Regions from separate parts of the Homo sapiens genome. Here all the other regions are linked to region 1. A link is an interaction called in ENCODE POLR2A ChIA-PET data of the cell type or tissue named here. Cell type or tissue: endothelial cell of umbilical vein. All regions are shown on one strand.

What was found. Peaks named below come from ENCODE experiments on the same cell type or tissue, not always from the same donor. Only the 100,000 strongest peaks of a DNase experiment are listed, where the experiment ranks them.
Region 2: POLR2A ChIA-PET joins it to region 1 with 6 read pairs; 2 of 35 experiments call an interaction of 5 or more read pairs at or near these places.
Region 3: POLR2A ChIA-PET joins it to region 1 with 9 read pairs; 3 of 35 experiments call an interaction of 5 or more read pairs at or near these places.

What each region holds. Positions count from the first base shown.
Region 1 is chr6:110,938,326-110,940,825 of GRCh38, forward strand. No RefSeq gene overlaps it. Among named protein-coding and RNA genes, the nearest start is that of GTF3C6, 19 kb to the right of the region's middle. RefSeq lists a silencer at 27-227. In endothelial cell of umbilical vein, no CTCF peak of the experiment used is centred here; a DNase peak (open chromatin) is centred at 1,296.
Region 2 is chr6:110,844,021-110,846,520 of GRCh38, forward strand. It overlaps a transcript of AMD1 not described here. Among named protein-coding and RNA genes, the nearest start is that of SNORA40C, 3.3 kb to the right of the region's middle. In endothelial cell of umbilical vein, no CTCF peak of the experiment used is centred here; no DNase peak of the experiment used is centred here.
Region 3 is chr6:110,835,883-110,838,382 of GRCh38, forward strand. It overlaps a transcript of AMD1 not described here. Among named protein-coding and RNA genes, the nearest start is that of SNORA40C, 11 kb to the right of the region's middle. In endothelial cell of umbilical vein, no CTCF peak of the experiment used is centred here; no DNase peak of the experiment used is centred here.

The DNA of each region.
Region 1 (2,500 bases):
ATGTTGCCCAAGATGGTCTCAAACTCGCTTGAGCAATCCTCCCACCTCAGCCTCCCAACATACTGGATTACAGGTGTGACTCACTGTGCCCAGCCTGAAAATTTTCTATTTTTAGAGACTGGAGCAGACACTACTAGCTGCCTTCCCTCAATTCATTGTCCTTTTATTTATTTATTTTTTTCTTTCTGAGAGAGCAGGAATATTGCTAACCACAGAACTACATTTTCCAACCTCCTTCACAGCCCAAGGGTGGCCATATTCCACAGTGTTGGTCAATGGGACTTACATGAAAGTCTACTGGATGTTCTTTTTGTAATTTTTTTTTTTTTGAGACAGTCTCACTCTGTTGCCCAGGCTCGAGTGCAGTGGCGCCATCTTGTCTCACTGCAACCTTTGCCCCCTGGGGTTCAAGGGATTCTTGTGTTTTAGCCTCCCAAGTGGCTGGGATTGTAGGTGCACACCACCACGCTCAGCTAATTTTTGTATTTTTTAGTAGAGACAGGGTTTCACCATGTTGGCCAGGCTGGTCTCTAACTCCTGACCTCAAATGATCCGCCTGCCTTAGCCTCCCAAAGTTCTGGGATTACAGGCGTGAGCCACCACGCCCAGCCTCTACTGGACTTTCTCTTTTTTTTTTTTTTTTTTTTTTTGAGATGGAGTCTCACTCTGTCTCCCAGGCTAGAGTGCAGTGGCGCAGTCTCGGCTCACTGCAACCTCCGCCTCCCAGATTCTCTTACTTCAGCCTCCCAAGTAGCTGGGACTACAGGTGCATGCCACCACACCCAGCTAATTTTTCTATTTTTAGTAGAGAAAGGGTTTTGCCATGTTGGCCAGGCTGGTCTCAAACTCCTGACCTCAGGTGATCCGCCTGCCTCAGCCTCCCAAAGTGTTGGGATTACAGGCATGAGCCACCATGCCAGGCAAGGACTTTCTATTTTATTTTCTCCTTACAGCTTTCTTCTACTTCCCTGGCACAGACACGTGGGGCTGGGGTGCAAAGGCCATCTTTTGATCAGGAGAGACAATGAGCAGAATAGAAGACAGAAAACATAAGATACAAGAAGAAGAGACACTGGTGACATGATGGAGACACTGCCGCTCAAGACTACCTACTCTAATTACCTATGTGAGAAGACTAAACCCATGTGGTGAAAAAAAAAGAAAAGAGAGACATAATCGTCAAAGACCGAGAAGCAAAAGTCAGCCTGGCAAAGAAAACAGCATTAGCAAAGGCCCAGTGGCAAAGAGAATATAAGGCAGGATGTAGAGTTTCAATAAATCATCTTGGTTGGAACAAAAGGGCCAGTTGGTGGGTGAAAAGGAAGAGTGTGAGGTTTGATAAGGTGTGGTGGGTTCTGATACAAGTCAAACTGTCATAACAAATGAAAACATTCATAACACCCTAAGTACAACAGTTTTGCTCTTATAACTTCCTTTCTTGAAATGTGTTGGTAATAAAACATTCTGTAAGACCAAGCTATTTATTCTTTTTTTATTTTTATTTTTGAGACAAGGTCTTGCTCTGCCACCCAGGCTGGAGTGCAGTGGTGCAAACACAGCTCACTGCAGCCTGGGCTCAAGTGATCCTCCTGCCTCAGCCTCTCGAATAGCTGAGGCCACGGACATGTGCCACCATGCTCAGCTAATTTTTAATTTTTTGTAGCGATGGGGTTTCGCCATATTGCCCAGGCTGGTCTCAAACTCCTGGGCTCAAACTCCCCTGGGCCTCCCAAAGGGCTGGGTTTATAGTCGTGAGCTTCCACACCCAGCCCTAGACCAAGCTATTTAAATAAGTAATATTTTGTAAATAGACTAAAGAGCAATGCCATCAAGATGATAGAGCAAATAAAATGGTATAGGCAATGTCACGGATGAAAAGGAATTTAGAGATATCTCTTTTAATTCAACCTCTCTTTTACCAGATAAGAAGTTAAGACTCCTGGCAATGTAGGGTCCTGTCTAAAGTTTTGACAATGCCAGACAACACTGCTGCCTCATTTACTAACAGTTGATGGAATCTTTGTGTTCACAACTCTACCCGAATTACACGACTGTTATTCTTTGAAGATCAATATGAAAAATATGAAACATATAAAAAATTAAAGAAAAGACAAAGACACTATACCCAGAAGATGTTGAAATTAAGGATGGGAAGTTTAGACTTGGATTGGGGCAGTGGTTGAGAGAAATAGAGGAGAGATCAAGAGACATTCCAGTTGAGAAAGTATTACCTGTACTACATTTTCAGGGTGACTGCCTGAATAAGGAGGCCATAAGAGAAGAGAAAAATAAAGATTTCCAACTGTGACCCCAGCATCAGAAGTGAAGGTTAATTTAGAAGTGGTGGTTGTTCAAGGGGAAAGGTAACAACACATTTCATCTAAAAGTAACTCTTGGCCAGGCACAGTGGTTCACACCTGTAATCCCAGCACTTTGGGCAGGCTGAGGCAAGAGGATCACTTGAGTCAAGGAGTTCGAGACTAGCCTGGGCAACATAGTG
Region 2 (2,500 bases), 94 kb before region 1:
ACATTTACAGATTCTGAAGATTAGGACATTGATATGTTTAAGGATTCATTATCCTGCCTCCTATAAGCAGTAATCCACCTATACAAGAATCCCAGGTGCAGTGGCTCACGCCTGTAATCCCAGCACTTTAGGAGGCCAAGTTGGATCACTTGAGCCCAGGAGGTTGAGACCAGTGTAGCCAACATAGCAAGATCCTGTCCCTACTTCAAAAAAAAAGAAAGAAAGAAAGAAAGAGAATTATAATCTTTTTTTTTTTTTGACTGAGTAGCTGGGATTACAGGCATGTGCCACAATGCCTGGCTAGTTTTTGTATTTTTAGTAGAGACGGGGTTTTGTCATGTTGGTCTCGCTGGTCTCAAACTCCTGACCTCAGGTGATCCTCCCGCCTTGGCCTCCTAAAGTGCTGGGATTATAGGCATGAGCCGCCTTGCCTGGCCAAGTTTAGTATTTTTATGATATCTAGATGAAGGCTTCTTCTGGGCTGGGTGTGGTGGCTCACGCCTGTAATCCCAGCACTTTGGGAGGCTGAGGTGGGCGGATCACGAGGTCAGGAGATCGAGACCATCGTGGCTAACACGGTGAAACCCCATCTCTACTAAAAACACAAAAAATTAGCCGGGTGTGGTGGCAGGCGCCTGTAATCCCACCTACTCAGGAGGCTGAGGCAGGAGAATGGCTTGAACCCGGGAGGCAGAGGTTGCAGTAGGCCAAGATCACACCATTGCACTCCACCCTGGGCAACAAGAGCAAAACTGCATTTCAGAAAAAAAAAAGAAAGAAAGAAAGAAAGAAAAAAGAAATACCTGAGGCTGGGTAATTTATAAAGAAAAGATGTTTCATTGTCTCAAGGTTCTGCAGACAGTACAAGAAATGTGGTGCCTGCATCTGCTTCTGGTGAGCCTCACGAAGCTTCTAATCATCACAGAAGGTGAAATGGGAAGCCAGCAAATCACATGGAGAGAGAGAGAGAGAAAGCAAGCGCAAGCACGAGACAGTGAGGAGGGAGGTGCCACAGACCTTTTTTTTTTTTTTTTTTTGATATGGTGTCTCACTCTGTCGCCCAGGCTGGAGTGCAATGGCATGATCTCAGCTCACTGCAACTTCTGCCTCCCAGGTTCAAGAGATCTCCTGCCTCAGCCTCCCAAGTAGCTGAGATTACAGGCGTGAGCCACCACGCCCGGCTAATTTTTGTATTTTTAGTAGAGACGGGGTTTCACCATGTTGGCCAGGCTGGTCTCCAACTCCTGACCTCAACCGACCCACCTGTCTTGGCTTCTCAAAGTGTTGGGATTACAGACATGAGCCACCACACCTGGCCCGGTGCCACAGACGTTTAAACAACCAGAACTTGCCTATCACTAAGGGAATGGTGCTAGACCATTCATGAGAGATCTGCTCCCATGACTCAATTACATAGTAAGCAGACTATCAAAAAGGGAATTTGGAGATTGAGTTGCTTACCTAACATAGCATAAACATGGTGAAATGAGTATATTAGCAATTCATGCAGGGCTGGCTTCATGGGCATACAGGCCAGGCCTTAGTCTCAAAAGGGACTCATACTGAGTTTAATACCCTGCTGTTGGGTCATTAAACTCCTAATAATTTTCTCTATTTAAGCTCTTGGACTTATACCAGCGATTTGCCAGGGGTTCTCAGGCCTTAGGCCAGAGACAGAAGGCTGCACTGTCGGCTTCCATACTTTTCAGGTTTTGGGACTCGGATGGGCTTCTTTGCTCCTCAGCTTGCAGACAGCCTACTGTGGGACTTCGCCTTGTGATCGTGTGAGTCAATACTCCTTAATAAACTCCTATTCATATATACATTTATCCTATTAGTTCTGTCCCTATAGAGAACCTTGACTAATACACCAGTTTTGAAACCTGCTGCAACATTTCAAAGAAAATATTCACAGGCATACAAATAAAAACAGATTTTAGGCCGGGCGTGATGGCTCACGCCTGTAATCCCAGCACTTTGGGAGGCCAAGGAGGGTGGATCACAAGGTCAGATGTTCGAGACCAGCCTGGCCAACATGGTGAAACCCCGTCTCTACTAAAAATACAAAAATTAGCCGGTGTGGTGGTGCACGCATGTAATCCCAGCTACTTGGGAGGCTGAGGTAGGAGAATCACTTGAACCTAGGAGGCAGAGGTTTCAGTGAGCTGAGATCGCGCCACTGCACTCCAGCCTGGGTGACAGTGTGACTGTCTCAAACAACAACAACAACAACAAAAACTGAATTTAAAGATTGTCACATTTAACAGAAAAGAACACTTTTCATGTGGAACTCAGGTGAAAAAAACATTAATGAGGAAGACAAATCTAAAATTAATTTTTTCCTTTTAATTGAATATACAGTAGAATGCATAAATAGCTATCCTGAATTATATACATGAAGCCACTTTTAATTTCTTATATGACTGACATCTACAAGTTACAGAAACTATCAGAGGAAACATTAAATGCCATTGTATAAATTAACATTTACGATTAAATT
Region 3 (2,500 bases), 100 kb before region 1:
AAAAAATCAGTCCCAGCTACTTGGGAGGCTGAGGCAGGAGGATCACTTGAGCCCAGAAAGGCTGAGGCTGCAGGGAGCCGTGATTGCGCCACTGCACTCCAGCCTGGGCAACAGACCAAGACCTTGACTCAAAAAAAAAAAAAAAAAAAAAAAAATCACTGAAGCTAGCTCGGTTTTCATTAAAGATTGGGAAATTGAACAATGTTATATATTCTCAAAGGGAAGATAAACCTATATAATCTTTCCTGAAGGCAATCTGGCAATAGGAATACAAAAATATCCCTTTTGACCTAACAGTTCCACTTTGAGAAGTCTTAAGAAAGTAATTAGACAAGTGTGCAAAGATACATGAACAACAACAAAAAATCAATGCTCATCTTTGGAGGTGTTAAAAAAATTTATGTATGATGTTGGCTATGACTGTTTTTATCATAAAAAATAGAAATAAATAAATAATAATATAACCTTTCAGTGGGCTACACTGGAGCCATGTAACAGAATGTTGTAGATCTAGTTTGTGTTGATGGAAAAAGATGTTCATTTATATTGTGAAGTTAAAAAAAATACTACACAACAGTATATAGATAACAGAGTCACTAAATACTGGAATATAAAAAATTTGACAAAATATTTTCATTTAGAGTATTTCCCAAACATTTCTGATCATTTATTTTTGTTTCAAGCTCTTAGGAAATTCACAGGAAACTTCTATGCTAATATTTTCTTTCTAAAATCTTAATAAAACATAAGTAAGACACAATTGGCTTGTTTTGTTTATTTGTTTTTTGTTTTTGTTTTTGTTTTTAGTTAAGAAAACCTTTTTGTACTTTTCTCTGTCCTGACCAAGGTTGTTTGTTTTGTTAGGTTTTTTAATGTACTTGTATTTATTTATTTTACTGGAAATGAACCTAGTGGGAATAGCGAGTTGAGATTATTTATAGGCTGGTGAAGAGTTGGTCTCTGTTGATAGATATGAAACAATGTTTTCAGGCTAGGCACCTTGACTCACACCTGTAATCCCAATGTTTTGAGAGGCTGAGAAGGGAACATGGCTGGAGGTCAAGAGTTCGAGACCAACCTGGGCAACATAATGAGACCTTGTCTCTACAAATTTTTTCTAAAAAATTAGCCAGGTGTGGTGGCAAGTGCCTGTAGTCCTAACTACTTGAGAGGCTGAGATGAGAGGATTGCCTGAGCCCAGGAGTTTGATGCTGCAGTGAGCTGTGATACCACCACTGCACTACAGTCTGATACCACCACTGCAGTACAGTCTGAGAAACAGAGCGTCTCAAAAAAAAAAAAAAAAAAAAAAAAAAAGACTCACACCTGTCATCCTAGCACTTTGGGAGGTCTAGGCGGGAGGATGACTTGAGCCCAGGAGATCGAGATCAGTCTGGGCAACATAGAGTCCCATCTCTATTTAAAACTAAAAAAAAAAAAAAAAGGAAAAGTATTTTCTTTCAGTTGTCTACATGCTTTCTATACAGGTTACAATAATTCTGGCAGAAGTTTTACCAGGTTCATAATTGATACATAAAATATTCTTGGATGGACACGGTGGCTCATGCCTGTAATCCCAGTACTTTGGGAGGCCGAGGCAGATGGATCACCTGAGGTCAGGAGTTCAAGACCAGCCTGGCCAACATGGTGAAACCCTGTCTCTATTAAAAGTACAAAAATTAGCCAAGTGTGATGGCAGGTGCCTGTAATCCCAGCTATTCGGGAGTCTGAGGCAGGAAAATCACTTGAACTCAGGAGGCGGAGGTTGCAGTGAGCCAAGTGTGTGACATTGCACTCCAGCCGTGGTGACAAGAGCGAAACTCCATCTCAGAAAAAAAAAAAAAAAAAAAAAAAAAAAAAAAAATATATATATATATATATATATATATATTCCTCTGGGTTAGGGGCGGTGGCTCACACCTCTAATCCCAGCACTTTGGGAGGCAGAGGTGGGTAGATCACTTGAGGTCAGGAGTTCAAGACCAGCCTGACCAACAAGGTGAAGCCCCGTCTCTACTAAAACTACAAAGTTAGCTAGGTGTGGTGGCACACACCAGTAATCCCAGCTACTCAGGAGGCTGAGGCAGGAGAATAACTTGAACCTGGGAGGCAGAGGTGGCAGTGAGCAGAGATTGTATCATTGCACTCCAAACCTGGGCAACAAGAGTGAGACTCCGTCTCAAAAAAAAAAAAAAAAAAATCCTCTGATACATGAAAGTTTTCTGGCCAGGCACAGTGGCTAACACCTGTAATCCTAGCACTTTGGGAGGCCGAGGCGGGTGGATTACATGAGGTCAGGAGTTCGAGACCAGCCTGGCCAACATGGTGAAACCCTGCCTCTACTAAAAGTACAAAAATTAGCCGGGTGTGGTGGCATGTGCCTATAGTCCCAGCTACTCGGGAGGCTGAAGCAGGAGAATCGCTTGAACCCAGGAGGTAGAGGTTGCAGTGAGCTGAGATCGTGCCACTGCATTCCAGCTTGGGCAAGAGTGAGACTCCA